Regions from separate parts of the Homo sapiens genome. Here all the other regions are linked to region 3. A link is a loop called in an ENCODE intact Hi-C map of the cell type or tissue named here. Cell type or tissue: endothelial cell of umbilical vein. All regions are shown on one strand. Each heading gives the region's core, and the rest is flanking DNA. Links, peaks and the distances in the headings are about the cores only.

Evidence for each region. Peaks named below come from ENCODE experiments on the same cell type or tissue, not always from the same donor. Only the 100,000 strongest peaks of a DNase experiment are listed, where the experiment ranks them.
Region 1: a loop joins it to region 3, with 5 times the contacts of the local background. A loop is called at or near these places in 4 of 110 quality-filtered maps.
Region 2: a loop joins it to region 3, with 8 times the contacts of the local background. A loop is called at or near these places in 29 of 110 quality-filtered maps.

Annotation. Positions count from the first base shown.
Region 1 is chr10:131,942,646-131,953,085 of GRCh38, reverse strand. PPP2R2D (protein phosphatase 2 regulatory subunit Bdelta) reads right to left here. Exons shown (of 9, transcript NM_018461.5): 6 at 8,941-9,118; 7 at 7,627-7,791; 8 at 5,295-5,556. Among named protein-coding and RNA genes, the nearest start is that of BNIP3, 34 kb to the left of the region's middle. RefSeq lists enhancers at 4,102-4,603, 7,302-8,131. In endothelial cell of umbilical vein, for the core only: a CTCF peak has its summit at 6,625; DNase peaks (open chromatin) are centred at 4,965 and 6,555; H3K27ac peaks cover 3,935 bases.
Region 2 is chr10:131,969,989-131,980,428 of GRCh38, reverse strand. BNIP3 (BCL2 interacting protein 3) reads left to right here. Exons shown (of 6, transcript NM_004052.4): 2 at 6,486-6,636; 3 at 7,311-7,395; 4 at 9,459-9,565; 5 at 9,642-9,791. It also overlaps a transcript of PPP2R2D not described here. Among named protein-coding and RNA genes, the nearest start is that of BNIP3, 6.7 kb to the left of the region's middle. RefSeq lists an enhancer at 7,292-8,162. In endothelial cell of umbilical vein, for the core only: no CTCF peak of the experiment used is centred there; a DNase peak (open chromatin) is centred at 7,738.
Region 3 is chr10:132,018,677-132,029,116 of GRCh38, reverse strand. No RefSeq gene overlaps it. Among named protein-coding and RNA genes, the nearest start is that of BNIP3, 42 kb to the right of the region's middle. RefSeq lists an enhancer at 8,992-9,663. In endothelial cell of umbilical vein, for the core only: a CTCF peak has its summit at 5,868 (motif pointing right); a DNase peak (open chromatin) is centred at 5,866; H3K27me3 peaks cover 635 bases.

The DNA of each region.
Region 1 (10,440 bases), core at 2,263-7,262, 75 kb after region 3:
AACCTCCCACACACACCCGCAAGTCACTGCTAAGACAGTGAAACCCCCTGCACACCCGCAAGTCACTAAGACAGTGAACCCCCTGCACACCCGCAAGTCACTAAGACAGTGAACCCCCGCACACTCGCAAGTCACTGATAAGACAGGGACCCCCCCCGCAAGTCACTGCTAAGACAGTGAACCCCCCACACACACCCGCAAGTCACTGATAAGACAGGGACCCCCCCCGCAAGTCACTGCTAAGACAGTGAACCCCACACACACACCCGCAAGTCACTGCTAAGTGAACCCCCTGCACACCCGCAAGTCACTAAGACAGTGAACCCCCCGCACACCCGCAAGTCACTAAGACAGTGAACCCCGCACACCCGCAAGTCACTAAGACAGTGAACCCCCACACACCCGAAAGTCACTAAGTGAACCCCCCCGCACACCCGCAAGTCACTAAGACAGTGAACCCCCCGCACACCCGCAAGTCACTAAGACAGTGAACCCCCCGCACACCCGCAAGTCACTAGTGAACCCCCCGCACACCCGCAAGTCACTAAGACAGTGAACCACCCGCACACCCACAAGTCACTAAGACAGTGAACCCCCCCGCACACCAAGTCACTAAGACAGTGAACCCCCGCACACCCACAAGTCACTGCTAAGACAGTGAACCCCCGCACACCCGCAAGTCACTAAGACAGTGAACCCCCGCACACCCGCAAGTCACTAAGACAGTGAACCCCCCCCACACATGCAAATCACTAAGACAGTGAACCCCCCGCACACCCGCAAGTCACTAAGACAGTGAACCCCCGCACACCCGCAAGTCACTGCTAAGACAGGGACCCCCCAAGTCACTGCTAAGACAGTGAACCCCCCCGCACACCCGCAAGTCACTGCTAAGACAGTGAAACCCCCTGCACACCCGCAAGTCACTGCTAAGACAGTGAACCCCCCCGCACACCCGCAAGTCACTGCTAAGACAGCGAACCCCCCTGCACACCCGCAAGTCACTGTTAAGACAGGGACCCCCTGCAAGTCACTGGTAAGGTGGTGAACCCCCTGCACACCCGCAAGTCACTGCTAAGAGAGTGACCCCTCTGCACACCAGCAAGTCACTGCTAAGACAGGGACCCCCCTGCACTGTGTTGCCACTCTGGAAAGAAAGATGGTCTCCTATCCCATCCCCAGTTGGGGTCCTCACTTGCTAGAGTACATATGTGTCATCCCCACACACATTTATATTTTGTATACAGATTTTTTTTGTTTTTTTTTGAGACAGAGTCTCACTCTATCGCCCAGGCTGGAGTGCAGTGGCACAATCTCAGCTTACTGCAACCTCCACCTCCAAGGTTCAAGCGATTCTCCTGCCTCAGCCTCCTGAGTGGTGGGATTAAAGGCATGCACCACCATGTCCGGCTAATTTTTGTATTTCTAGTAGAGATGGGGTTTCACTATGTTGGTCAGGCTGCTCTCGAACTCCTGACCTCGTGATCCGCCCTCCTCAGCCTCCCAAAGTGCTGGGATTACAGGTGTGAGCCACTGCGCCTGGCCAATAGTTACAGATTCTTAAAACAAAACCGTCTTGTATGTCTTAAACATGTTGTATGTCATTGCACCGTACGCATTCCTCCTGAATTTTCTTTGTGGATTATCTTTGTGAGATCCACCTAGGTGATCCATGTAGTTCTAATAATTGATTCTCACTGCTTTTCAGTATATGTTATGATAGAGAACAACTTACCTGTCCATTCCTCTAATGATGCACCTGTGGGCTGTCTCCAGTTGTTTGCTATTTCAGGTATCTGAGCACGTTTTCTTGTCTGAACATGCAAGAAGCTCCCAACCCGACTGAATGTCACCAAGGAGGTCACAAGAAGGGTACTGGGTAAGACCACTGGTCTCCACCCTCTCCCCCAAACCATCATCATTCTGATGGGCATGAAAGGACGTCCCTCTGGCTTTACTTGCTGATCACTAAGAAGGATGAGCATTTCTATTTATTTTTCCATTTCTGCGAAACCCCATTCATGGTTTTTGCTCTTTTCTGAGTTGTTTGCCACCTTCTTGTTGACAACTAATTCTGCACCTATTCTGGATACTTAATCTCTGTTCGTTATCCTTTTGTGGATTTTGTTTTCACTTTTAATTTCAATATAAAGAAGTTTAAAATTTAATGTAGTTGAATTTCTTAATGTTTTCCTTGGGCTTTTGGGGCCTTCTTAAAGAAGCCCTTGTTTCCAGAGCTCACAAAGATGTCTTAGGCTTAGAAACACTCAGAGCTTATTTATTTATTGTGTGGGGCTGGTGAGGGCTCTAATTTTTCTCCCCCAAACACAGATAACTAAGGCCGTCCAGGTGGCAGAGCTTCAGAGTTTGCACTGCTCTTCCCTGCAGGCTGCGTTCCTCTGCCTATCTGTCTCAGCCCCTTTCTGCAGGGCCAGGCTCCCTTTACAGCTCGCTCTACTGAGTTTCCTGTTGTGATACATTGTTTCCCATTTGAAAATGCCTTTATCACAAGCAGATTCTTGAACGAGCATCTACTTCAAGGCTTGATTCTAAGCTGGCGGTGGAGAGTAAGGAGTCACACTTGCTGGATCTGTCACACGGCTTCTGGCTCCCACTGTGGCCGTGGCAAAGCCGAGTCTCAGTCTCGGTGTCCGCTCTCAGAGGTAATTTGCGTTTTTTCCTTGGGTGCATTTAAGATATTCTCTTTGCGTTTGGTGTCCTGCAATTTCATTATGAGATGGATGGATGCTGTGCTCCCGATCCTGTGTATTCAGGCTTTCATAATTTAGAGAAAATTGCTGGCCACTGTCACTTTAAGCCTCACACCCCCAAACTTTGTTTAAACGTGTGCTGTGCCTCACCCTGGCCTCCACGGTTCCTAGTGTCTCTTGTTTTCTGTTTGGCTCTTTAGCCCGCATTTCTTCTGGTTTTCCTTTCCATCCACTAATACAAGATCTGTTTAGCCAAAATGGACCTGCTGCTAAACCCACACAGTTTCATCTGTCATACTTGTCATTTCTAGATGTTCTCTGACTCCTTTCCAGTCTCCACGTCATGTTTGGCGGTCATGTATCATACTTGTCATTTCTAGATGTTCTCTGACTCCTTTCCAGTCTCCACGTCATGTTTGGCGGTCATGTATCATACTTGTCATTTCTAGATGTTCTCTGACTCCTTTCCAGTCTCCACGTCATGTTTGGCGGTCATGTATCATACTTGTCATTTCTAGATGTTCTCTGACTCCTTTCCAGTCTCCACGTCATGTTTGGCGGTCATGTATCATACTTGTCATTTCTAGATGTTCTCTGACTCCTTTCCAGTCTCCACGTCATGTTTGGCGGTCATGTATCATACTTGTCATTTCTAGATGTTCCCTCTGATTCCTTTCCAGTCTCCAGGTCACGTTTAGCGGTCATGTGGCTCCTGGTTCAGGCTGTTTCCTTCCTCTAGTCTGTGAATATCTCAAGCATTCTTAGTTTATCTTCTTTAACTTAGGATCTCAACAGCTGCCTTCTCGGAGGTTCAGTTCTGCTGTGGTTCTGCTGACTTGCTCACGGTGGCTTTTCCTGTATGTGCTTGGTAATTTTCACCTGTGAGCTCATGTTTAGATGATTTTAATGTGACGAAATCCAGAGAGACCTGGGTGTGCTGGCAGCAGCTACCCAGCATGCGTGTTCTCACGGAGTTTGCCAATGCCATTCTCTCCACCTGGGCCACTTCTCAGGGCTGTGCTTCCAGCAAGCGGCCTTGAGGAATGAGGTCATGTCTCTTCTAGTCAAAGTGCAGGTGTGTTTACTGCCCGCTGTGAAAGCAGTGGGGTTCTCCAAGCTCAGTGTGCATCAGCCACGGCCTCAAGTGTCCACCCGTGGGGAACCCAGGCCAACGAGAGGCTCATGCTGCCAGCTGTGCCATGAGAACCCGGGAACCTCATGTCTTCAGTCAACATCCGTGAGATGCTACAGGCTGGCAGGTCAGTCTGCAAACAGAGTAGAAGCCAGATCTGGAAACACGCCGGTCCCTCCCGATGCCCGCACACAGCCCTCGTGGAGGCAGGAGCTCCACAGTGTGAGATTTTACAGATCATGATGTAGCTGGCACAAACCCAAACTGCAAACCCTTGTGAGGGGAGGTTTTGCTTCCACTTCTCAGGGCAGTGCTGGCCACCCCCATGCAAGGCCTCAGACAGACAAACTGCCCTTTGGACCCTATCTGCCAGTGGAGGGAGACACCATCTTCAGGGGTCCCTGTTCCAACTCTACACCTCGTGTGGGCCAAGGCTTCAGCTCTTGAAAATTACCAAGCACATACAGGAAAAGCCACCATGAGCAAGTCACCTCGTGTGGGACAAGGCTTCAGCTTTGCACCATAACCTGCTGTTCACAGGGGCAGTGGTTCCTGCTATGGGCTGATGCTCCTGAGGCCAGCCGGGGCTGCAAGGCTGCTCTCGGAATAGACGCCTTCAGAGGCTGCCATTCTGGTTTCAGCTCCCTCTTAGTTTCTGGCCGTTGTGAGATTTCCCTTGCTTATCTGTGAGCTCAACTATGCACCTGAAGAGACACCTGCTGTATCATATCCAGCATTTCTAGGTGTTTATGCCAGAGGGTTTTGCAGAATATCCAGTCAATCACTTATTGCCAATAGACTCCTCTGTTCTCTTGAATTCTGAACAAAAATTCTATATAAAAATGGTGCAAGACAATCTTCCATCATCTGAAACGTAACTTTTTGCATAATAAAAAAAACGTAACTCTCAACCACACTAATCATAGCTATCTTTAAAGAATGTATACAAAATAAATTATCAAGGTACTAGAACCATCACATTATAAATTACATTGGTGTTTCAGACCAGCCATGACCACGCTGTGTCTGGGCATGACAGGCAGTGGCTCTGGGGTGTTTTCATCTACTTCTCTCCAGAAGGAAAGGCAGACTGCAACGCGGTCATTCCAGTGAGGTGAATCACTTCCCCACTTCCTTCCTTTTCACTCATTATCAGCATAATAAAAAGTAATACACTATCATTCACTAAGCATTTAACACATAGCCGGCCTGTACCTAGTGCTATACTTCTTGTCTAAATATAAATGGAATGACAAGCTAGGTGAGAAACTTGCTCAGAGATCCTATTTTCTCTACCTTGATACTATCATCCATCAATCAAAAGGTCTGGAAAACAACACCCTATGAGCGTCCTCCTCTGACGCTGGAGGACAGCTCGCCTCCCTCACTGACCTTGCACTCTCGGAAACCAGCAAGCTTGGGGCGACAGCTCATCTCCACGCAGGCCTTACCTATCCGAACCGTTCCAGCAACACTCAAACTTGTCAAAGATGCAGTCGTTCTCATAGAGAGAGCAGAGCTTGCTGCGCAGGTACTCGTGGACCTGGTGGGTCTCCACCGGCCTGCTCTCCATGTTGAGGTCCCACACCTTCACCGACAGGTAGTCTCTGGTCATCATGTACCGCCCACTATGACTGAATTTTACATCGGATATGGATGAAATTATTTCTGAGAAGAAGGACCTACTGCTGGGATCTTCAGGCTCTTCAAAAACTGAAAAACAAAATAAAATGTTTTCAGCTTCTGTTTAAAAATCAGAGAACAAATCATTTTCAAGTTCAAGTAGGAAGTGGCCCCTTCAGAGAGACTCTGGAAGGGCTTGGCCTCAACACTAGGTCTTCTGATCTTTCTGATTCTCTAGGTTTTCTGATCTTCTGTGACTTCCGTGGGCAAGAGCTTCGGATAAGACATTCTAGCACCAGCTATGGACAAGGGATGGGCATGAGAAGCGTAGACGCCCAAGTCTCACCCGGACCCTGAATGAGAATCTCTAGGCAAGGTCCTGGGCACTGCCATCTGTGGGAGCTCCTCGGGGCATCCTGATGTGTGCCCAGGTTCAGCACCACCGCATTCCTGTAGGAGTGTCTCCGCGTCCTCATGGCACCAGGCCCGAGCACGTGAAATTCTATCGCATACACATCACAGGAAGACACAAACAGCATTATATGGTCATGCAGACACAGCGGTCTGTGCCTCTAAGAAACTGCCTGCTTTTTGGAGGGTCGACAGTTTGTGGGTCTGCAGGAGTGACCACCTTGACTGGCAACGCTGTGGTCCTGATTTTAACCACCAAGACGGTCCCGCCGGTCAAAGCCAGCCAGCCAAGGTTTGTCTCCAATACTGAATATACACAAGCTCTACTGTGACAAAACTGGATTCCTATTTTCAGAAAGATCCTCCCGCCTCAACCTCCAGGGTAGCTGGGACCACAGGTGAGCACCACTGCACCTGGCTTGTGCTTCCTTGACCTGAAGCTGCTTTAGGTTTTTTCTCTTTTTTCTTGATGCAGGAGCCTGTGTTTGTCGGCTTAGCATCTGAAATTAACTTGAAGCCAGCTGTGCCGACGCCAAGCATTTACTCAAATAAATCACTCTGATGACAAATAGAACTGGAATCTGAAATTATTTACTCAAGAATTTTATGCTTAAGATACAGGCCAAATGCTACGAAACACTCATCCTCATCGCAGGAATTCTAGTAGAAATACGAATTCTTAAAAACACACTCAACCTCAGGAAAGAGAACAGGCGAAAAGGCTGCTGCACACGGTCCATGGGCACATTCCACCGAGGCACTGGGGGCGCCGCTGCACATGAGCAGCGGCTCAGTCTGGTGGGATTGACTGGCGGCTTCCCCATCAGAGGAAGTCACTGGACGTGTGTCTACCTGCTGGCACTGGAGGAAGGGTCAGCAATGTTTCAGGACACTGGGACACGCTGACTACAGTGCTCTATAAAGTCAAGCCCATTCTTTATGGCTAAAAATAAAAACAAAACCAGAACCTCCCTCACCTAAAAGGAGCTTGAAAGCTCACTGGATTAAAATGCTAGACTTTCAGCTAAGGGAAGTGGCTTCCAATCCAGCCAAGCTCAACATGAACAGGAGCTCATTCCAACAGCTGGGAATGGCCTCCTGTGTGCTGGCGGCCTCAGCCCAGGTCTCACGCACAGAGGCAGAGGCAACGGGTGGCTCTTGGCGGGACTCAGTGCTGGCAGCCTCTGAGGAGACACCCAGGCTCTGGGCAGAAGTGACCCCGCTTCTCGGTGGTGCCAAAAGCACACTCACCCTACAGCCATAAGCCTGTGGGAAGCATGACCTCGAGTTCCACTTATTAGCAGCAGCCTCTGACACAGCCACACTCGGACGGCCCCAGCAAAGGAGGGCTCCCCAGTTGTGCAAAGGCACTTGGGGAACAGGAAGAACTCTCTAAGTCTTTGGAGTGTCTGAAGAACAAGTGGCTCTAAATGAGATGCTTTAAAAGACGCCAGGCGTGACCAGGTGCGGTGACTCACACCTGTAATCCCAGCACTTTGGGAGGCCGAGGTAGGGGGATCACCTGAGGTCAGACCAGTCTGGTCAACATGGTGAAACCCTGTCTGTACTAAAAATACAAAAACTAGCTGGGCATGGTGGCACCTGCCTGTGGTCCCAGCTACTCGGGAGGCCGAGGCAGAAGACTTGCTGGAACCCGGGAGGCGGAGCTTGCCGTGAGCCGAGACTGTGTCACTGCACCGCAGCCTGGGTGACAGAGCCAGACTCCATCTCAACAACAGACGCACTTACACTTGGAGTGTCTGTCGCACAGGGCCGAGGAGCGCATGTCACACAGGCGGATGGTCCCTTTGCTACTGCTGTAGACGAACACGTTGCACTGGTGCGGGTGGAACTCGGCTGCAGTGATGACTTCGGTCAGCTCCTCCATGTTAGCAGGCTTGATGTCCACGATGTCTGGGAGTGCATGGTTAAGGCACAGTGCTCAGCTCAGCTGGTTGTTAATTAGTCTACATTCAGTCACGCGAAATAGGACGCCAAATAATCCACGCAGTGAGGTTTAAGGGATTAGCTATTAAGAAGGCTGGTTACACATCCCGAATTCCAAAGGAGCGCCTGGTAAGGGGATTGGGATGAGCACACTCAGACTACAGCAACGCCCCGGCCCAGGGGGAGACACAGACAAGCGAACACCGCTTTCATCTTGCTGCTATTATTAATGTTATACAGAAAGCCCTTAATAGCAAGATAGTACATACTTAATCATATAAATAGGAAAACCAAGCTAGTACCATCTGTGCAAAATCCCACACTCCCACACAAAACTACAACACAAGAATGCCGCCAAATTCCAAAAGATGCTGCTCTTCCTGACATGAAGAGCTTATTCTGTGTAGCTAGAACAGATCCAACAGAAATCCTATACAGAAATCCTTCAACTGAAAAAAATAAGAAAGGGCAGAATTCAGCTGTGGGCCAATTCAGACTAGCAGTCCCAGTTTCACCCTTCAAGCTGAAACAACTAAGAAAACCAACATACGACATGGAACCCCAGCTCAAGCCACTGGACAGCAGAGGGAGGACGGCAGGGACCCTGGAGAGGCTGCAGACGAAGCAAGCCCCATGCTCCCGGCTGCTGGCTGGAAAGGGGCCCATGTGAGGAGGGCTGGGGCCACCCAGACTGTGCACAGCCACAGAAGAACACAGGTTCTAACTGGAAGCTGCTGCTCAGATGGGTGATTAAACACTGCTCTAACCTAAGCCAGTATTTTCTATTATTCATTAGCAAATTTAGAAAAAAAAAAAGAACACATAATGTTGGTTTTTCAAATGTAGCCTATTTAAAACTGCCTCTGATTAAACCAGGCAGGCAGTGGACTTCAGGTAATTCCCATTATACAGATAACTTTTTCCCAAAGGTAGAAAGAAATTTGTATTTTTAGGGACAAACATTTCAAATCACAGAGAACTTACATCACAGGCTGCTGTGCAGTGATGGTATTTACAAGACTAGACTCCGAGATACAGGTGTATAAAGGGACGAGAGAAATTACTATCTAAAGAGCACCCTCGGGAAGACGCCAGTGTCCCTCTGAGGAAGGATACTAAAGCTTCTATCTGTGATTTCTAAGTGCCATAAATTAATTCTCAGGTCATCTGCAGAAAGATATGTTTCATGATCACTATTTACTGAAATGGAATTTATATGATATGTGTGAGCATTTGCAAAAATTCGCCGTGGACTCGCTTCTACCATAAGATCCATGGGCTTCAATATTGGGACCTAAAAATGGAAGGAAATAGGAATTCAAAACAAAGATCACAGCAGCACATAATTAGAACACTTATAGTAGATAACGAAAGAGGACAAGTTTATATTCATGGCTAAGTAATAATTCTGTACAGGCAATACCCCCAAATAACCAATTAGCAGAGTTATGAAAATATGCTACAAAATGGAATACTGTCTATTCCAAGTCTTCCCCTTGCTTCCATTACCGAGGTCGACATGTTCCTGCTGAAGAGAAGATCAGCTGGCAGGGTAACAAACTGCCCAGGCACCGAGGCCTGCGGCTCCCTCTCCTGTGTGTCCTCCAGTGGCCACACTGAGGCGCTGGACAGCAAAGTCCTCCTGGGTGGCTCAGCTGCACCCCTCCCTTTGTCCTCTCCTTGCAGCTAGATGCACACACCTCTTCTCACTGCACTAGGACTATGCTTCTCGGTGCAAACCCCACAAACCTCCACTGGCTCCAGGTACTGGCAGGGTGCACAGCAGGGTGCTGGGGAGCTGAGGATATTCCATTTCTTGGTCTGGGGCTGGCTACATGGGCATGTGCACCCTACAAACATTCATGGAGCTGGTCACTTATAGGGCAGATGTCTTATCTGGAGGTATGTATTATATATTACACTTCACTTGAGGTTAAAACAAAAAGTAGAAGGTACCTCCCGCCCCCATCTCTGTGTTGAGTGCTGTGGTCAGGGAGGCTTCCTAGGGAAGCCCAATTCGCACAGAAATAGAAAGGACAGAGAGGAGTGGGCGCTGGCTGCAGGCCGCCTATGGTCAGAGGTGAGAGCTCAGGCGTGAGGAATAGCATCACACATGAAAAAAGGAAAAAGGCCTGTGTCTCACTAACATCCAGCTGGAAGAAAAACATAAGCTTTAAAATCAAAACAAAAAATTAATGATAGTATTTTTTGTTATTCTTGTAATTAGAAACCAAAAGGGAGAGCCTTGAAAGCTTAGGGGAAAAAGAAAAGCTCTCAACTGAGTCTTGTCTGGCTGAATTCTGTAAAAAACCAACTTGGAAAAGTGTGTGTAGGGAGGCTTCCCTCATTTTAACCCAGGTAGTGCTGACCACACCCTTGGATTCTCTAGAGCAAGAAGAGTCAGTTCTACCAAGTTCAGGCTTAAAAACACACACCTACCCCAATCCTCTAACAAATTTCCCATTAATCAAAACATATGATAGCTGCAATACTTACAAAGATTCCTTCTTTTATTGAAAACATTTTAATTTGCATATAAAATAATTTGCTTTCATTTTTAGAGATGGGGTCTGGCTATGTTGCCCAGGCTGGTCTTTGAACTCCTGGGCTCAAGTG
Region 2 (10,440 bases), core at 4,680-9,679, 50 kb after region 3:
GATTTTTCCTCTTGAAATTTAAACATTGGCTAATTACTATTTTGAAATAGATTAAGAGGTGTTTTCCTATCTTTTGTCATAAAATAAAGTCCAAGGGATGTTTTTATAAACTCTTTGCCATAAAATCACCCATTTTCCGGTTGTGAAGCCGCGTTACTCCTGACATTGTGCGTTTCACTGTCCGGCTGGGATCTGGGCGCTGGGAGGTGGAGGGGGCTCCGGGGGGCTCGGTCCTCTCTCCAATATGTAACTTACACAGGCTGCTGAGTCATTGGCAGTGCAAGGCGGCCAGCGCCGGAGTTACGAGATTTTTGTTTTTCTGTTTTGTTTATTCTATAAAAAGATAGTTACCCGCGGGGTGGATCCCATGTAGGCGATTCCTTGGGCCGCCCTGAGTGTCCGCGCGGCAGGACGGGGCCACTGTGGGCTCGGCGTGGGCGGGGTTGGCCGGTCCCGCGGGCTCCAGCTGCCTGCAAATCCGGGACGGAGCGGTGGCTCAGGCAGCGCTCACCTCTGCCTGTCCGATTTCACTGCCCCTTGTTGACCTCGGAACAGAGAACAATGGGAGCCTTGCAGCCAGACCCACGGATGGAAGCAGCAAGCACTCTCTCCTCTGAGTGTACCCTCTGGGGCCAACTGCTTTTCCTAAAGAGTTAATGGCAAAATGGGCTGATTCTGTTCCTTTCTATCTCTTGATCATTCTAGCTAAAGTTGTTGACTCGCAGGATGCTCGTATTTGTCCTTTTCCTTTTTTTTACAAGCCCAGTCTTACTCCCCCAGGCTGGAGTGCAGTAGCACAATCATTATAGCTCACTGTAGCCATGAACTTGGCCCTTTTCTCCTAGACATGTCACTGCTAACATGCAGGAGAGGTAGGATTCTGTGACGAGACCGTGTCACGGTGGCGGGGGCATCACTTCCTTGAAGGACCCACTGTCTTCACCAGGAGGGCATCAGTTCAGTAAAGTGCATGCCCATTTACTCTGGAGGGCCGTGTTTAATAATCCAAGCCCTCACCTCTTCACCCACTGCTGTGTCTGCAACTGGCAGATGGTTCTCTCTCTTGTCAGAGGCAACTCACCATGGGCAAAGTTGTATGAGGGGAAAAGATGTTTTCTACTTATTTTGGAGTGGAGTTGTAGCATTGTGTGCTTTGAGACCTGAAGGGGTTGCAGACATCGAGATTCTCGTCCAAGACTTGCATTTCATAGATGGTCACAATGAGGTTCTAGAGGTGGAGTGAAAGATAAGGCTGGCAACAACACTTAAGGAGAAGCCAAGGTCTCTGCATGAGGCAGCAGTGGGATACCTGGAGCCCAGATGCCTGAGGCTGCGTGCAATAGGCCCTGGAGGGTCCTGGAGGAGAGGAGGCCAGAGGTCCTGGAGGCAACAGGAAGGTGGAGGGAAACGAGCCCCGTTGGAAGCCAGGGACCTGATTTACCTACCCAGCTGACTTGATACTTGAAATCTTTTGTCAGGCGGGTCTCTTTTGTTCTCTCCCCACTAACCTGAGAAGCTTTAAAGGTAAAACAGCAATTTCTTAGAGCCCACCTCCCCTGGGGAAGAAGCCCTTTGTATGGTTTTGGGGTGCTAGTTCCCTCGGGGGTTCACAGCTCCTCTGCTTCAGGTTTTTTTTCTGGGATGCTGCCTCCCTCTGTTCTGACATTTATCCCAGAGCTTTTTCAATCTATTTGCCTGGATTCCACCCCAGCATCCCAAATAGTCACTTTCAGAGTGGGCTGAGGCTAGGCTTTTGGAGAACAATGAAAAAACACCACAGGTGATTCTCCCTTCATAGCCAGAGTTGAGGTTGTCACCCCAGGTTAGGGCATAGGGTGGCCTTGAGAACTTGGCCCTGTGTTTACTCCACGTGGGGCTCGTGGCTGTGGCCCATGAATCCATGTTGAGGAATGGGACCCAGGGAGTTGCCCTGGGACATACAGAGGGCAGTGAATCGAAGGGATTCCCTGGAGTCTGTCACTGGAGGGAGAACTGCTTTGGGCACCTAGAAAAGCTGGATGTCAGATGATTTTTTTTTTTTTTTTTTACACAAAGTGAGAATAAGAAATGGATTAAGAACTCTTGTTGGACTGTATTTTGTCTCTGAGGCAGACCTATCAGTTTTCTTTTTGTACTGTGATATAAATATTTATAGTCTAGGCTTTTCAAAATCTCATCTACCTTGATATAGGAGGGAGGTAAGATTTACTGGCTGTGTGTCTTGTTAGCAATGTAAATTATAAGTGAGTGAGGAGGGGGAGGAACATGAGAGGGACGCGAAATGAGATTAGGAAGGAGGGCTTTTCTTGCAGCAGCAACAGCAGCACCTTTCCGTCTGGGGCCTAATTATACTACAGTGATTTGAAGTGTAAACTGCTTGTGATTATGAGCAAGTTTTCTAAGGTTATTAAGCAACCTTACTGTAAGCCCATCTTTCTTTGAAAAGGTGAACGATCCGAGTGGAGAACTGTAACACGTGAGTAGATACACAGCACGCTCCATTCTCCAGGAAGTGCCTTCCTTTCCTACGCGGTTGCTGTGGGTTAATAATAAAACTCCTGTCCCTTAGTAAATCATTCCTGGGAATACAGCTTTTGGGCCCAAAGTCATTAGCCATGGACAATCTGGAGTGAGTTTTTTTTCCTTGTTTCCTGGATTTTTAGGTCCTTTCTGGGGTGATGTTTAAAAAGCACTGCTTTGGTTCGAATGTGTTCCTCCATGTTGCCAGTGGGATGGTAGTAAAAGGTGGGCCTTTAAGAGGTGGCTCGGCCATAGGGGCTCCTCTCTAGTGAATGGGATTAGTGCTCTAAGGGGCTGGATGGAGGGAGGTGGGTCCCTCTGTAGCCTCATTGAAGGGATGAGGCAGGAAGGCCCTCAGCCGACACCAGATGTTGGTGCGTGGATCTTGGACTTCCCAGCCTCCAGAACAGAGATCAGTTTCTGTTCGTAAATCACTAAGTCTGTGGGATTCTGTTGCAGTAGCGCAGAGGATGACAGAGATACACTTGTCTCTCCTTCATCTTCCTCTCCCTGTTGTCTTCAGCCTGCCCCTTGTGTGATAGATTACAGTATGTGTTTGGTCTTGACCCTACCTACTTCCTGGTGCAGAGCACCTAAACCCCTGGGGCTTCCTGAGCAGTGTCTTTTTTTTTTGTTTGAGACACAGAGTTTCGCTATTGTTGCCCAGGCTGGGGGGCAGTGGCATGATCTCGGCTCACTGCAACCTCCCCCTCTCAGGTTCAAGGGATTCTTCTGCCTCAGCTTCCCGAGTAGCTGGGATTACAGGCGCCCACCACGCCCAGCTAATTTTGTATTTTTAGTAGAGACGGGGTTTCACCATGTTGGTCAGGCTGGTCTCTGACTCCTGACCTCAGATGATCTGCCCGCCTCGGCCTCCCAAAGTGCTGGGATTACAGGCATGAACCGCTGTGCCAATAAGTGTCTTAAGCATGTTTATTAAAGAAAGTAAAACAGTAAAAAGATGGTGACTCCATAGGCAGAACAACCTGACCAGTGTGTGCGTTATTCATAAAGTCACCCTATTAGCAGTGTACTCCAAAAGTGCTCCTTGGTTAACCATTTTTGGTGTAAGTTGTAAGGAGCCCCTTCAGAATACACTGCTAATACAGTGGCTCAAGGGTGGCCCCAGGATAGTTACTTGAGGTAGAAATTCCCAGGGCAGCCCCTCCTAGGAGGGGAGGGGACTGGAGATGGAGATGGGGGAGCCATGAGGTGCGGGTAGCATGGTTGGGGTTAGGGTTGGGACATGTGGGGTAAGTGGGAGTCTGGTTGCAGAGAGTGTGGTTGGGGTTAGGGTTGGGACGTGTGGGGTAGGTGGGGATCTGGGCTGTATGTCATTTCCATTTGTCTGCCCTGGAATTGTTTCTGGTAAACTGATAAATGTAAGTAAAGAGTTTTTCTGAGTTCTGTGAATTGTAGTAAATTACTGAACCTGAGGCAGGTGTGTGGGATCCCCTGAGTAGGTAGAGGCACTGGCAGAAATACGGGTAACCTGGACACCCCATTCTCTGCTTGCATCTGTGGGAACAGTCTTGTGGGCTCCACACTAAGTCTAGGTAGATAGAATGGAATTGAATCGTTGGACACCCCGGTGGTGGTGACTTGGTGTCCCACATTTGATGTTAAGAGTGGCATCAGAGAAGAGACACCACACCTTCAAGTTGCATTTGTGTTCCATATCGTCAGATAGCTGAACAACACTTTAGTCAAGTAAATTGAAGCAGGCCCAGAATCTGAATACTGTAGATTCAGCGGAGAAAGACAGCTGGCCAAAACAGAGGCTGTGGTGCCGTTCTCTCAGGGGCAGGCCATGGCTAGCCGGCCGCATGGCATCTTGAACCGCAGAGAGGGAAGGAGGGCTAGTGAACATCAGAGTACTTGGCAATACTGTCTGGTCAGATGAGCGGCTTCAGGAATGGTGTGGTCTGTACATCTCAGAAGGCACCATGTAGCCTCTGCCAGAGTGTGGGGCAGACTGGCCTGGGCCTTTCTCCTCCATTGAGCTCCAGGCTCCGAGACAGACCCTGGCTTGCCTTTGTATTAGGGATGTGCTTCGTGTAGGCCAGGACATGAGGCAACGTGAGAGGCCAAAGAGAACAATCATGCGTTCATTTGAAAATTTGTGTGATCATTTCGTTAGCAGCTTACTGGGAGACTGTTGATGGCATAAGTTGCAAATCCACTTTTCCTTCCTGGGCCTTCGGTTTGCTTTTTTCTGGTTAATATGAAATAGACTCTGCAACAAGTGGCGTATGGAGCCTAGGCCAGCCCTCTTTCAGGAGAGATGCCTCGTGTGTGTGGAAAGCTGTGCACCTGCCTTTGCTTCCAGCGAACATGACGGATGAAGAGGCTGCTCCTTTCCCCCTAATTGCATGGTGTTATTAGTGCTGTGTTGGTTTAAGGACAGTCAGCAGCTCAGGGTGATTATTCTGCTTACTAAAATTATAGTGACTGCAAAAATGAGATAATTCCATTGTTCTCGTCCATAAGTTTCCCTGTCTTTTGTGGCCTGCACTTTCCTCCCACTGCACTCCATCCTCCATACGCTACCAGAGGAAGCTCCTACCAGATTTGCTTTAAATAAATAAACCTATGACACAAAGTAGAGAGATTATCTGGGGCCCAGAAATAGACGTGTGCCTATATGCACGCTTGATTTCTGACACAGGAAGCAGCCAGCGCAGAGTGAGGCGGGAGCTGTCTGCAGTAAATGGGGCATCCGTCTCACATCAATGGGAAAATTAATCCATGTAGATTTTGGATCTAAATGTGACTGTCATAACAGTAGAGCTGTGTGAAAATAATAGAATAGAATATCTCAGCTCAGGAAGGGATTGCTGCATTTGACTGAATTAAAATCAAGAACTTCTGTACATCAGAAGACATCAGAAGTGAAAAGAACAAGCTACCGAGGGAAAGTTACTTGCAACATATTTAAATGCAGAAAAACATATATCTAGAATACAGAATTATCCCAGAATTGCACTTTTAGCAGTAAGGGAACGGGAGCAGCGTTCCAGCCTCAGTTTCTATTTATAATGGTGACATGGAAAAAATACTGCTGGATGCCCACAAATAAGAGAAAGACAGATAATAGAAAAGAATAAGAGATTCGAAGAACCAGTTCAAAAAAGATGCTATCCAGATGGCTAGCAAACTTGTAAAACCGTCTTCAACCTCGTTAGAAATTATATAAATGCAAAGTAAGCCACACGATGCAAGTCATAGAGGCTGGGCATGGTGGCTCACGCCTGTAATCCCAGCACACTGGGAAGCTGAGGTGAGAGGACTGCTTGGGCCCAGAAGTTCGAGACTAGCCTGGGCAATATAGCGAGACCCCATCTCCTAAAAAAAATAGCCAGGAGTAGTGGTGCATGCCTGTAGTTCCAGTTATTCCGGAGGTGTCAGCTAGAGGATGGCCTGAACCCAGGAGTTTGAGATTATAGTGAGCCTTCATCGTGCCACTGCACCCCAGCCTGGGTGACAAAGCGAGACTCCGTCTCGAAAAGAAACAAAAAATAGAGCTTAAACCTTTTAAAGAAAACTTCAAATCCCTTAAGCTTATGTTGACATTAGTGTTGTTGTTGTTTTTTTTAAAGACCTCTTTTTCCAAATAATAGCCTTTTTCTTATAAAAGCTCACTGCAAGGAAGTATTCTAATTGGATTCTGTTGACTCAGCAGAGTTATTGGACATTGGCTTGGTATAAAGGGACTGCAAGAGCTGGACAGATACATGGTCTCAGCCCCAGGGGGCTTCCTTCCTGTACCCAGGGAGTGTGTGCGTGGACAGTCACTGCCATGAGAGTGGGCAGAGGGATGTCTTCAAGTCGGGGTTGAGGGATGGTTCCTGGTGTGGCACCATTGCTACCTCTTGGAAATGGAAGGGCAGGCTGGTTAGATATCAAGAGCAGATTCCAGAGTGGGTAGAGAATTCCATCTGCGCCCCTTTTTTTGTCCCCATCAGGCTCCTGGGTAGAACTGCACTTCAGCAATAATGGGAACGGGGGCAGCGTTCCAGCCTCGGTTTCTATTTATAATGGAGACATGGAAAAAATACTGCTGGACGCACAGCATGAGTCTGGACGGAGTAGCTCCAAGAGCTCTCACTGTGACAGGTAGGCGCGCATCAACAAGTGTATGTGTTACAGTGCCGATGTCTTCAGTGGGTGACAGTCACAGCTGGAAGTGCCCGTGTCACCTCTAGGACAGTGGGCTGCTGTTCGCCTCGGGCCGCGTTCTGGACTGGCTCCTGCTGCAGTCCGTCCTTATATAGGAGCCTCGCCCTCTTTGGGGATGCAGTGACCTGGGACTTAGTCTGTGGGGAGCCATGTTCAAGTCATCAGTAGGCAGCGGAACAGCCACAAACCCCACTCTGAGAAACGCACTCACGCGCCTCAGCGGGGCTGTGGTCGCAGGAGGAGCGGTCCCTGGTTAGCAGTACTTCTGAGTGACTCCAAGGTAGAGTGGCCGACAGTGGTCAAAGGTCGCGTGCCCTTGAGAGCTGTGCAACAGACCCAGACCGTGAAGGCGGCAGGTGACAAAGCCAGCTGCTTGCCAGTTGCCCCTGCGTCTTCTCTGGAAGACTGGCTAGCTCACTCCTGTCGTGCTCAGCCAAAAGGGCTGAGGAAGAGTTTGGCTCTGGCAGGTGCTGGGTGGAAGGGAAGACGCGTACGCTGACTGGCTAGAGCCCCTCATCACGGAGGCGGTTCACTGCCTTTGGGGTTTGAGCTTCTAATGATAGAATGTTCACATGATGTTCTGTTTTTCCCATTCTATTCACATCGCCAAGCCCACCTCGCTCGCAGACACCACAAGATACCAACAGAGCTTCTGAAACAGATACCCATAGCATTGGAGAGAAAAACAGCTCACAGGTAAGCTGGAAGGAGAATGTGCAGTTGTAAAAGTATTTGTGATCTGTTTGTACAGGAAACGGTTTTAAATGTAATTGAGCACCTCAGAGAAAAGTCGGGCTTTAAGGGTGTTTCCTGCTTTAAAAAAAACAAAAAAGCGAAACAAAAAAACCAAGAAACTGTGGGTGGGAACATCCACAAGCACATGGGCTGGACACTCAGCTGAGCGGGGGAGGCGCCGAGTGGGACAGGCAGCGGGGGCCTCCTGTCCCTCCCTGCCTGCCATCAGGGATACACCGGAAAGGAGGAAGGGCTCCCTGGTGGCTGCAGCCTAGAGAGGAGGGAGGGACCATTGGAAGGGGTGGCAGTGAGCCAGCTACTGGCTGGTCTTTCCTCGTGGTTGCTGGTTGGACAGTGAGTGGGTTTTAATATTTGCATGCTGTGTGGGACTCAGGAGTTACCCACGGGGCCATCTAAGGCCATGTGGCCACTGTGGCTGTGACTCTGAGGTGTCTTCCTCATTAGACACTCACTACCTGCCGGAAATTACACCCTGTGCCTTTCCTAGCATTAGTCCTGAGCTAACTGGTGCCGGAGCAGTGTAGCATTAGCGGCTGATCAGCCTGATAATTTAGTGTAAGATCACTTTTTCTTCTTTTTTAAAAAAGTTTTTTTTGTAGAGACGGGGTCTCCCTGTGTTGCCCAGGGTGGTCTTGAACTCCAGGGCTCAAGTGATCCTCCCAAAATACTGGGACTATAGGTGTGAGATACTGTGTCCAGCCTAAGATGACTTTTCTGTTAACAGCTATTGAATGGGCTTTACAGAGCGGCCTTCAGCATTGTTGTGAAAGCGGAGTGAGTCTTAGAGGAAAAAGTGTACCTGGGGTTATTGCCTTGGTGTACTATCGTTCTCCCTTCCTACTCCGGCACAGATAGGGTTCGAGGCAGTGATCAGTACTGTCTTGCTCAGTTATATCTGGCAGTGCCTTACCTTGCTGCAGATGAGATGCGCGATGTGTTTTCTTGGGTGTTCGTTGCTGGTGAGAACTTTGACGACGGACTGTGTTCTGTATTTTGGAAGCTCTGTGAGGAAGCATGGCCTTCCAGGCAGGGTTAGTAGCTGACCCTTCCGTGCTAGCGCTTCCCTCAAGGCTTTCTTCACCAAGGAAACAAGGAGTCCCTGTTACCCAGGCTTTCTCAGGGACATCCCCTGGCCCCACTCCGAGGGGCAGCATGATTTCGGGAGCCCCAGGAGCCCTGGCTGTGGGTGTGTGGGTGCATCCAGGGCGTGCGGCCTGCTCCTGGGCACTTGGGGCTGTACCCAGCTTGGGTGTACCCAGATGTTTGGTGGGTTTGGGGAGCTATATTCTTGAGTATTTTCAATTTTATTTCTTTTTTTTTGAGACAGGGTCTTGCCGTTTTCACTGTTTTACACAAAACTTCCCCTAGTTTTAAAAGGAATTAGATGTTCAGGTACAGAATTTTGAAAATGCAAAAAAGTAGAGAAAAACACTTAGACTCTCAGATTTAAAATCCTCTTTAATGTTTCGTGCTGTTATATAATTCTGAGGATTTGGCCGCAGCTGTGGTTATGTGGACATTTCTGCCTTTTCCCTCCTGCTTATCCCGGAAGCATCTTGTAAACCTGCTCACTATACAGTGTCCCTTCCTTCGTCATGTCCCTGTTTTGAGCCGTTTTCGGCTGTTTTCATTTTCTTTTCTTATAACCAGTGCTGCCGTCACCATCTTTGCCCTCATGTCACGTGACTTCCCTAGGACAGTGTTTGCCGCTGTCAGTACCCCCAGAATCTCACAGTGAACCAAATGTATTTACGCCCTGAGTGGGGCTCCCCCAGAGGTGATCTGTCCCTGGAGGCGGCGAGCGTGCTGTGAGCCGGGAGTGCGGCGCGGCCCGGGGAAGGCCCCCAGCCCCAGGACTCCCCTTGGACCACGGTCCGAGGCACTGACATGTGCCTCTGGGCTCTTGAATTGAGCCTGCGGATCTGAAGCTCGGGTGGGAGCTGGGTGCTTTCCCGTGTCACGTGTGGTACACTGATCTGCCTTTAACATTGACTTTATCTTAGTCTGAGGAAGATGATATTGAAAGAAGGAAAGAAGTTGAAAGCATCTTGAAGAAAAACTCAGATTGGATATGGGATTGGTCAAGTCGGCCGGAAAATATTCCCCCCAAGTGAGTGTGTTCTCAGTGTCACGGGGGCACCCCTTGACAGAGGACACATCAGCTGACACGTTTCTTCCCGCCTCAGGGAGTTCCTCTTTAAACACCCGAAGCGCACGGCCACCCTCAGCATGAGGAACACGAGCGTCATGAAGAAAGGGGGCATATTCTCTGCAGAATTTCTGAAAGTTTTCCTTCCATCTCTGCTGCTCTCTCATTTGCTGGCCATCGGATTGGGGTAGGTGATGTGACTGTGTGACTCCTGTCATGGCATGTCGTGGGGCGATTCTGGGTTGCAGTGATTTATTCGTAACCTGTTTCCTGAAGTCCAGATCATCAGTTACAGCTTGGTGCATTTTCACAAACACCCACGTAGTCACTGTTCAGGTCCAGAAACCACCAGCCTGCAGCCCCCAAAGGCCCCAGCACAGGCGCCCTGTGGTGCTGCTGTCTGGCCTGACGAGTCTGCCTGTTGCTCACTGAATATAAACGGAGTCAAAGCAGGGCTTCTTAGGTCTGACCTCTTTGTCCTGTGTGTAGGTGAAAGCAGTCTCATTTCTGTGTAGTACTGTGGCGGGAATGCACCCAGCTCTGCTGTAGGTGGAGGGTCTCAGTTACCTGCTGTACTTCCTCCAGACAGGACTGTTGTTCTAGTAACTCTCAGCAATGAAGGAACCAATGCAGTCTCCGACTTTACTGGCTTGAGTTTCGCTCTTGTTGCCCAGGCTGAGTGCAGGGGCGTGATCTCGGCTCACTGCAGCCTCTGCCTCCTGGGTTCAAGCGACTCTCCTGCCTCAGCCTCCTGGGTAGCTGGGATTACAGGTGCCCACCACCAGGCCTGGCTAATTTTTGTATTTTTAATAGAGACGGGGCTTCGCCACGTTGCC
Region 3 (10,440 bases), core at 3,355-8,354:
CTCCAAGTGTGAAGTGGCAGCCTTATGTGTGATCTTTCTGTCCTCCCCAAGTTTGCATTTTTGACATTAAAGTTTACTTTTAAATTAAAAAAAAAAAAAGACTGTGTTCAGAAACCCACCGACCCCACCACTGGCTCTGTGATCAGGCAACACCTGCTATACTCCCTCCGGGGGACAGGAAGGCACCACAACTTTCGGTCCCAGAAATATGCCACACCCATTAGCTCCACAGCAGTAAAATGACGACTCTCACAGCAGAACCTCACTTCCCACTTAACCAAATCCTGACCCCAGATCTTGTTCAGTTTCATTTGATTAGTGGAAACTGAATCGCACCTGGAAGCCTAGAGCTGCCAGAGGCACTGGCGTTTAACTCTTCAATCTCTACATCCAGGAAGGTGCCAGAAGGAAGTCAAAATAGACAATGAGTGGGGTGATCTGCTATACTGAACCCACGGGTAGAAAAAAACCAGGTCCTAAGAGAAGTGTCAGGAAATCCTGCAAGAATGCCGAGGAGAAAACCGCTTATCTGACTAGGAGTGTCTGCTCAGAAAGACTTGAATTAAGCTCCAATGGAAGAGCAGTGTTTTTGCAAGAAGAGAAGGAAGAGGGTGAAGCTGGTTGAGGGGCAGCATGGGTACAGTCACTGTTGCTGCCGCTCTTCCATAAATGTGAAACTGTTTCAAAGCCATGCATGTAAAATTACGGATATGAGGACTATACAGAAACAAGATTTTGGCCGGGCGCGGTGGCTCACACCTGTAATCCCAGCACTTTGGGAGGCTGAGGCGGGTGGATCATGAGGTCAGGAGTTTAAGACCAGCCTGGCCAAGATGGTGAAACCCCGTCTCTCCTAAAAATACAAACATTAGCCAGGCGTGGTGGCGTGCACCTGTAGTCCCAGGTACTCGGAGGGCTGAGGCAGGAGAATCACTTGACCCTGGCTGGCAGAGGTTGCAGTGAGCTGAGATCATGCCACTGCACTCCAGTCTGGGTGACAGAGCGAGACTCTGTCTCAAAAAACAAAAAGAAAAAAAGAAAGAAAGAAAAGAAAAAGAAAAAAGGTCTTGTGACATAAAATTATATCAGTTCAATGTCTTAGCAGCAAGTAACCAAAAAGGAAGAAAAGAAAAAACCCTCCAACACACTTAAAGAATAAGCAAATCTATCACCTCACATAGTGAGAAATCCAGAGATAGGGCAGACACCAAGACTGGCTGATTAAACATCTCCATATCATCATCACCAAAGACACAGGCTCCTTTCCCTCTTACCCCATCCTCAGCCTAAGGCTGATTAGCCACATGGTGCCAAGGTGGCTGCAGCGGCTCCACACATCACACTCAGTAATGACAGGGACCAAAAGAAGGGATGAACAGCCTCTTTTCTCCGAATCCCTGGAGCAGGCTTTCCTTCTAAACCATCTAAACCCTTCTAAGCCATCATTCATGAGAGAGGCAGTATAACCCTGGTCAGCTCAGCTGACTCATCCATGTGGAATGAATGTTGGGGGTCAATCATGTGACCACAACAGATACTGAGTTTAAAAAGCAGAGACAAGAGAGTGGTCATTAAATCCCTCTCATCATATTTGCCTGCATGTGCTAAATGGAAATAGACGTCCATAATTGGAAATTACTGTGTTTGGGTGGTGATTGTGGCATTATTTTCCTTTGTGTGAAATGTTTGCCACTAGTATTGGTGCTTCACCCTTTTTTTATAATTCTGAGGTGCCAGGGCATCAGTGCTGCCACGTGACGGGCAGTGCCGGTGCTGACAGAGGGCTTCCTTCAGCCTCAACCCCTTTGTCTCACATCTTTGTCTTTGCCTCTGATTCTCCCAGGTAGTGTGCAAATGTGCAGCATTTACAAGAGCAGTCATCGGTGGGGCTCTCCCCAAAGTCTCTGTCCATCTGTCTCTTTTACAGCATGATCGGCATGTGTAAAATGTGGATAATGATTCCTGTCACTTCCTACCTCCAGAGGTGGTTGTAGGGACAAGGATTTGTAGTAGATAAGAAAGGTCAGGCATGGTGGCTCACTTCTGTAACCCCAGCACTTTGGGAGGCCGAAGTGGGCAGATCACCTGAGGTCAGGAGTTCGAGACCAGCCTGGGCAACATGGCAAAACCCCATCTCTACTAAAAATACAAAAATTAGCCAGGCATCTGTAGTCCCAGCTACTGGGGAGGCTGAGGCAGGAGAATCGCTTGAACCCAGGAGGCGGAAGTTGCAGTGAGCCGAGATCACACCACTGCACTCCAGCCTGGGCGAAGAGTGAGTGAGACTGTCTCAAAAGGCACGATGGCGCATGCCTGTAATCCCAGCACTTTGGGAGGCCAAGGTGGGTGGATCATGAGGTCAGGAGTTCGAGACCAGCCTGGCTAACACAGTGAAACCCCGTCTCTACTAAAAAATACAAAAAATTAGCCGGGCGTAGTGGTGGGCACCTGTAGTCCCAGCTACTCGGGAGGCTGAGGCAGGAGAATGGCGTGAACCCGGGAGGCGGAGCTTGCAATGAGCCGAGATCGTGCCACTGCACTCCAGCCTGGGTGACAGAGCGAGACTCCATATCAAAAAAAAAAACAAAAACAAAAACAAAAACAAAAACAGTAATAGATGAGAAAGCGCTTGAGCTGTGGAAAACTGTGCAGGAAATAGTCATGCCATCCAAATCTATCCTGGAGCCTTCCTGTCCCCTGAAGATGTTGGAAAAGGTGCCTTGAATTCATGCCTCGTGGAAGCACAAAGCATGCTTCAGCCTTTTTGGTTTCTGAGACTCGTGTGTCTAATGATCACTCTACCACGGGGCTTGTGACTGAGGGTGTGGTCGTGTTGTTGGTTCCATATCACAATCCTTTTTTGATAACCTCATTCCTCTATCGTTTCCAACCCAAATACAAAATTTTCATGGGAAGGAGAGATTTGCTAAGGATCCGACAATAATAACCGCACAGGCAATCTTAGGCATCTTTGCTCCTGGAAAGGCCGTTGGCCTCTACCCCACTGTGCATGCATCCCCCTTCCTGCTCCCTCCCACCTCACTTCCTTCTCACCTCTCTCTAAGACCACCCTCTAAAACTCCAAATATTCTGGGTTATATAGAGGAGTGTTTTGTGAAATGTGGTCCACACACCCCAGGTGTTCACGTTAGGTTGGGAGGGGAGGTTTGCTTGGTAACCGAAGATGCCTAGACCTCAGCAAAGACCCACGGTCATGATGTGAATATCCGCTGGGATCGTTATAAAAATAAACATTTGTCTTATATTTTTATTAGATTATTTGAACGAACCCTTTCATAGAACGATGAAAATGATGCTAAGGGCTGGGCGTGGTGGCTCATGCCTGTAATCCCAGCACTTTGGGAGGCCGAGGCGGGCAGATCACCTGAGGTCGGGAGTTCAGGACCAGCCTGGCCAACACAGCAAAACCCTGACTCTATTAAAAATACAAATATTAGCTGGGCGTGGTGGCGGGTGCCTGTAATCCCAGCTACTCGGGAGGCTGAGGCAGGAGAATCGCTTGAACCCGGGAGACAGAGGTTGCAGTGAACCAAGATCGCGCCATTGCACTCCAGCCTGGGCAACAACAGAGTGAGACATTGTCTCAAAAAAAAAAAAAAAAGAACAAAAGAAAATGCTGTTAAGATTTTTTAAATCTCCTTAAACTCATCAGAGAAGTGATGAGACGGCAAGGACTTACTAGGCCAAAAATCTAAATCGAAGCAGGAACAAGATGGGTGGGCTGAAGACGGCAGCTCTTTTTACTACGGGGGCATTCACCTGCCCCAGTGTACTTAAGCATAGTTCTTAATGGTCTTTCAGGGCAAGAGGCACAAGAGTAAAACGCCAAGCCAGTGGGGAGTGTCGGAGGAAGCCCTCTCTCCATAAAACTGAGAACCCCAAAGGCTACACCCCGAGGGTAAGGGTGAATCAGAGGTAACACCCCCCAACCCCACATCATCAAGGGATGGCAAGACAAGCGGGGCAGGGGCAGGAGAAAACCCTTTTCAGAGAAGACAGAGGCATGAGCCAGCCACGTCCAAAGCTGCATCACACGGGTGACCTGGATCACACCCATGACCGAGAACTCTTTAAGCCTGTAATTTAATGTAATTAATGTAAAGTGGTCCCAGATTACCACGGCCCCTGGGCGCCTGGAAGAAGCAAATGCCAGCCTCTTTAGAGGGACAGCTTCGTGCAGGGCTCACAGGACACCTACAAGCAATTTTTCAAGGACAGCTGAAAACAATCATGACACAGAAAATAAGGTATTATGGGAGTGAATCAGATAAGAAGAAAAACAGGAGAAGAAATAGGAGGGGGTGGGTGGGAAGGAAAAGACAGACAGACCTAGAAAGACTTCAGATATTCAAACTACCAGACAAAGATATTAAAACTATGCACACTATGATTAGAGACATGAAAAGCAAGACGAAATTTTCTGGGGAAAGACAGGAACTGTATAAAATAGACTAGCATATTTGAAAAGCAACTCAATAGAATTTCTGGAAATGAAAAAATATAATAATCAAAATTAAAAACCAGGTTTAACAACAAATTAGCCACAGCCAAAGAAAGAATTAGTGAACCATAAAACAGGTAGAAGAACCCAGAAGCAACCCAGAGATACAAAAAATTAAAAATCAGAAAGAGAGGTTAAGAGAGATGGAGAACAGAGTAAAAAAAAAAAAAAGTTTAATATATGTTCAATTAGTGTTCCAGAAGAGATCAGACAGGAAATAGCCAGAAGCAATATCTGAAGAGGTAACAGTTGAGTCTTTGATGTACTGGTAAAAGAAATGGGCTGGGTGCGGTGGCTCATGCCTGTAATCCCAGCACTTGGGAGGCTGAGGTGTGCGGATCATGAGATCAGGAGTTCGAGACCAGCCTGGCCAACATGGTGAAACCCTGTCTCTACTAAAAATACAAAACTTGGACCAGGCATGGTGGCTCACGCCTGTAATCCCAGCACTTTGGGAGGCCGAGGCGGGTGGATCAGAAGGTCAGGAGTTCAAGACCAGCCTGGCCAACGTACTAAAAATACAAAAATTAGCTGGGCGTGCTGGTGATCCCCCATAGAATCTTCTAGAGACGCAAACCCCATGGCACCGCCTCTGCTGGTAAACCTCCAGTGGTGTCTCATTATCCTCTGGTTTAGTCCAAAATGCTTCCCAAGGCCCACAGGGCCCCCCGAGACAGCATTTGCTGATTCTGCTCCACAGAAAATGAACGGGTTTCACTTTCTCAAACCCTCCTATTTTTCCGTAGACTCCGGACCCTGGAGCATGTTCCTCACGGGAAGAAGAACGGTCTCCCTCCTGCGTTCCGGACTCAGCGTCGCCTCCTTGGGGATCCTTGAGGGGATGGGCAGTGACTCAGTGGATGAAGCCGCACTTCGTTGCATTCAGTTTCAGAAAACACGGCACTGTTTCTGGATCAGGCTCTTCAAGGGACACGCACTCCCCAAGCCGCATGACCAGAGTATCCACAGAGGCGAGTGAGTCTCCACCTGGCCCTGCTGCCCCTTCTGGCTAGTCCCTGCCCTTACTCTCCCAGAGGCACCCATTTTTTCTGATGATTTTCCCCATAGATTAGTTGAGGGGAGCTTCGCATCCATGCAATCCGTGTGCTGTTCTGTGGAAGGTTTCCAAATTGCCACGCGCATCAGTGGCGTGCTCTTATTTATTGCTGGAGATTGTTCTCTTGTACAAATTTGCCACGGTGTATGTATCTATTCTCCTGTTGAAGGACACCCGTCTGCTTTCCAGTTTGGGGCTATTACAAATAAAACGGCTGTAAACGTCTTCTTGCGCACAGCCTCCTGTCACGGGCACGCTCTTGCGACTTTCAGGTCTCCCAACCGTGGACAGCAGAGGGCGTCGGCGAGCCAGCGAGCGGAAGCCAAGCGTCCAGAGCGCCAGGCTGTCTCGGAAGAGGAAGCTCAGTGACCACCTTCTCAGGAATAGATCCAGGAAGAAAGGCGTCAGCATATTCCAGATATTAAGGAACTTTGTTCGATACGACAATTTCTTTTTAGAGACAGGGTCTCCATATGTTGCCCAGGCTGGTCTTGAACCCCTAAGCTCCGGTCCTCCAGCCACGGCCTCCCAAAGTGCTGGGATCACAGGTATGCACCACCATGACTGGCAGACAGTTCATTTTTTTGAGGTGGAATCTCGAACTGTTGCCCAGGCTGGAGTGCAGTGGCTTGATCTTGGCTCACTGCAACGTCCGCCTCCCGGGTTCAAGGGATTCTCCTGCCTCAGCCTCCCGAGTAGCTGGGATTACAGGTCCCTGCCACCATGCCCAGCTAATTTTTTGTATTTTTAGTAGAGACAGGGTTTCACCATGTTGGCCAGGCTAGTCTTGAACTCCTGACCTCGTGACCCACCCACCTCGGCCTCCCAAAGTGCTGGGATCACAGGTGTAAGTCACCGCGCCTGGCCAACAGATCTTAATTATCAGGGAGCTGGTTATTGCAGGAATCATGACCAGTGGCCCAAGTGTGGTAGGTTTCATCACCAGCAGGGAGGCCCCACATGCGGGATGTGGTGAGTGACAGGGCAGGGGAGCAGCAGGGGAGGCCCTCACGCCCTGCAGGCCTCACTGCTGCTGCCCATGGGGCCACACTCAGAAAACGCCGTGCTGCTGGGCTCCCGCGGCGTCTCTCACAGGATGCAACCCAGATGCTGCGGCGCAGAGATCCTCTGACACGTTCTTCCTGGTCCACTCTGCGGGGGACGTCCTTGGACCACCAGCACCGCCCCTTAGCGTTCCTACAGCCTCCGGATCTCACCCGGGCCTTGGGTCCTGGGTGTGGCTGTGTCCCTCCCAAGTGTCCTCTGCTGGAAGCCACTTTCGACGCTAAAATGGAAAGCAGAGTGGTGGGCAGGAGGGCATCAGATGCCGACAGACTGGTTCCAGCAAGAGTGGAGTGACTTGGTTCACAGTGCGGCTTCCAGAGTCATCGAAACCTTGTTTAAAATGCAGAGTCCGGCCCCCTCCCCAGTAATCCTGAGGTCTGGGCTGGGACCTGGGAATTGGTCATTTGAACTCGCTGACCAGGCCACATGCAGCAGGTTAGGAAGCTGCAGGTCTGAGCGCCTGATGAGTGTGGGTTGGAGAGGGCAGGTGTGGGGTCCTGAGCGACCAAAGGGACCCACAGGGGACGGGGAGCAGGCAAGGAGTGCCACGTGGGTTGGCCAGCCTGTTCCCACCAAGGCCAGCGCCCGGCACTCACTGTCATAGTGCCAGACACACTGCCCTTTGTTCTGGATCCCCCTCCACCAACACCTCTTCCACCCACCCCACCCTCTCCCCGGTGATGAGCACGTGCTAGGCTCACACGTGCTGTGTGGAGACATCTCTCCTCCCAGCCCTCCCAGGCCCCGAGCCTCAAGCTCTCCTGCAGCCGCCCCTGTGCACCTGGGCGTCTCTCTGCAATGCCTGCCTCTCCCGCACCTGGACCCACACCACACAGCAGCCGTGCAGCCTGTGCCCACAGCACTGCCATGGCATCCATCAGAGAGAGGAGGCCCAATGGGATAGATTGAGGAGGGCCAAGTGTGACACCTTAATGACATGTTCATTTCTGGCAGCAGCAGCATCTCAAAGTGCCCTGTAAATGTGGGCATCAAACCCGAGGCAGGACAGGTAGTCAAGGAAGTGACCAGGTCCTCGGGGCATGGCGACCATGGTGACCGTACGGTCGACACAGCAAGCCTCAGCATTGGCAGTGTAATGGAGCTCATTTGAGCACAGCTATCTTCAGTAGGGACCTTCCCCTCTGGAGAGCACGCGCACTGTGAGCTTACCTGTCCTCACACCGACCCTGGCGTTGAAGACGCTAGTGAGACAGGCGACGTATGAACAAGCGTGGACGGGTACTGCGCGTGCGCACCTGGAGGAGCACCCGGAACAAGCTTCCCAGCAACGCCTCTCGCACCTCCTCATGCGTAATCATGGAAGACTCCCATAGAGGGAATCTCCCTCCTTCCAGTCTTTGCCGTCTCATCCTCATGAGCAGCCGACCCCGAATCCTCTCTTTCAGAGTGTACTGCCCATTCTGCACCAAACTTTTCTCATATTATTTTTCTTTTGCACTAAATCACTATACATGCCGCCTCCTTTGCTGTGTGTCTCTTGCTTAAACTCCCTTAAACTAAGAAGACAAGAACTGAGATCTCACAGCAACCATCAACTAAACTACCCATCAAGTTGGCCCCCAAAGCTGCTGAGCCCTGAGAGAAGCCTCAGGGGAGCACGATGAAGTCTGTCCTGTGAAGACACGAGTCCCTTAGAGAACGCGCACACCCGGCAGATCAGTGGTAACAAGGGAGCAGGTGCTCAGTGAGTCTCTAGGCAATGACCGCTGCAGCATCTGGAGGAGAGTGTGAGCCCGAGGTCTGGGCCAGGCTTGGGAGGACTCAGGAGGCAGAGAGAAGAGCCAGGGCACTGGGGCCAGGCTTGGAGACGAGAAGAGCAGGAAGAGCTCGGCAGAAGAGGGCTGCCTAAGAGAAGAGCTCGGCAGAAGAGGGCTGCCTAAGAGACACAGGTGGAGGTTGAGCTCCTGGGTTTTTACCCAGAGGAACTGGAAACGTGTCCACACAAAACCTGCGCGTGGATGTTTACAGCAACTTTGTTCATACTCACCAAAACTTGGAAGCTGCTGGGATGTCCTTCAGCAGGTGAGTGGAACCATCAGTTGTGATTCATCCCATCAAGTGTGGTTCAGGGTTAGAAAGAAATGAGCTATCAAGCCAGGAAAAGACATGAAGGACCCTTAAATGTACATTACTCTGTGAAAGAAGTCAATCTAAAAGGCTACACACTGTATGATCCCAACTCTTTGACATTCCAGAAGAGGCAAAACTATGGAGACAGTAAAAAGATGAGTGGTTGCCAGGGGACAGGGGAGGGAGGGAGGGAGGAACAGGCAGAGGATAGAGGACTTGGGGCAGTGAAAGTGCTCTGCGTGTTACTGTCGTGGGGGATACATGTCATTACACATCCGTCGAAACCCATAGAATGTCCAACACCAAGAGTGGACCCTAACGTGGACTCTGGATGATAGCGATGATGGCAGAGGCGGCCCATCTGGAGCGGTGGCTGCCATCATGCTGGGTACAGTGGGGAGGTGTGGCTGGGGCTGCATATGGGCTGCACACTCCACAGAGCCGGCGGGAGCCAGGGACAAGTGGGATCCCTGCCCCTTCTGAGTTGATCCCTGCCCCTTCTGAGCAGGAGCTCTGTAGGTGCAGCCACAGCCAGCCAAGTTGTGGCTGCAGACCGGAGCCTGCCACTACAAGGAGCAGACAAGAGCCCTGCCCACCCCCATCAGGCACAGCTGCAGCTGCCCAAGTCATGGCTGCAGACCTGGGCCTCCCTGTGTTCTTAGGGGGACTGGAGCAGGCAGGAGCCCCGCCCTCCCAGGCTCAGCTGCAGCCACCCAAGTCACAGTTGTAGACCTGGGCCTCCTACTCCATGGAGAAGGCAGGAGCCCTGCGGCCCCCACCCTCCAGGCGCAGTTGCAGCCGCCCAAACTGTGGCTGTGGACCCAGGCATCCCTGCACTCTTGGGGGCCCAGGAAGGCATCCCCCTGCCCTCACAGGCTCAGAAGTGCCTGCTCCCACTGCCTGGCTTCTCCCTGCTTTCAGTGTTCACTCCAATCTCAGAGCAAAATTGGGGCCAAGCCCGGGTGCTGTCACAGCCCGGTTGGGTGTGCATGCACGTGGAGCACTGCTGACATGCCAACCCCCTGCTGCCTGGCCCCCTCCAGACTTTGGGCATTGACGAGCTTGGGAGGGAAGCCGATGGGGTCTGAGGGCAGGTCTGTGCTGGCCTGCAGGCAGCCCTTGGCACCTACAGCCTGGACACTATGAACAGCAGCAGGAGGCAGACAGGCTCCCGGATGGAAGGGGGTGGGTCCCTGGTGAGAGCCCACCTTTAGGCCAGGGAGGGCCTGAAGGCTAGGGGCAGGGCTGCCAATCCTGCAGACCAGAGAGGGGACTTGTGGTGCCTTTTCCAGGCCTGCCCATGGCCGCCCATGGACCAATTGGTACGCACTTCCTCCCCTCTGAGGCCCATAAAAGCCTGGGCTTAGCCAGAGCTGAGCAGACGTTGGGATGAGCAGTTACAGAGAGGAGCTACTCACTCCAGGGCCTCCTGTGAGCTATTCTGTCACTAAATGAAGCTCCTCTTCACCTTGCTCACCCTCCATTTGTTCACATACCTCATTCTTCCTGGACACAGGACAAGAACTCAAGACCTGCTGAATGGCAGAGCTGAAAGAGTAGTAACACAAACAGGGCTGAAACACACCCCTTGCTCTCCATGTTGCAGGTGAAGAGAAGGAGAAAAGAGCTGTGGCCCTTCAGGGAGCCCAGTCCTCGAAGCTCCCTGAGCCAGGGCTGTAACTCCCTCTTTGGGGCCCTGTGGTTC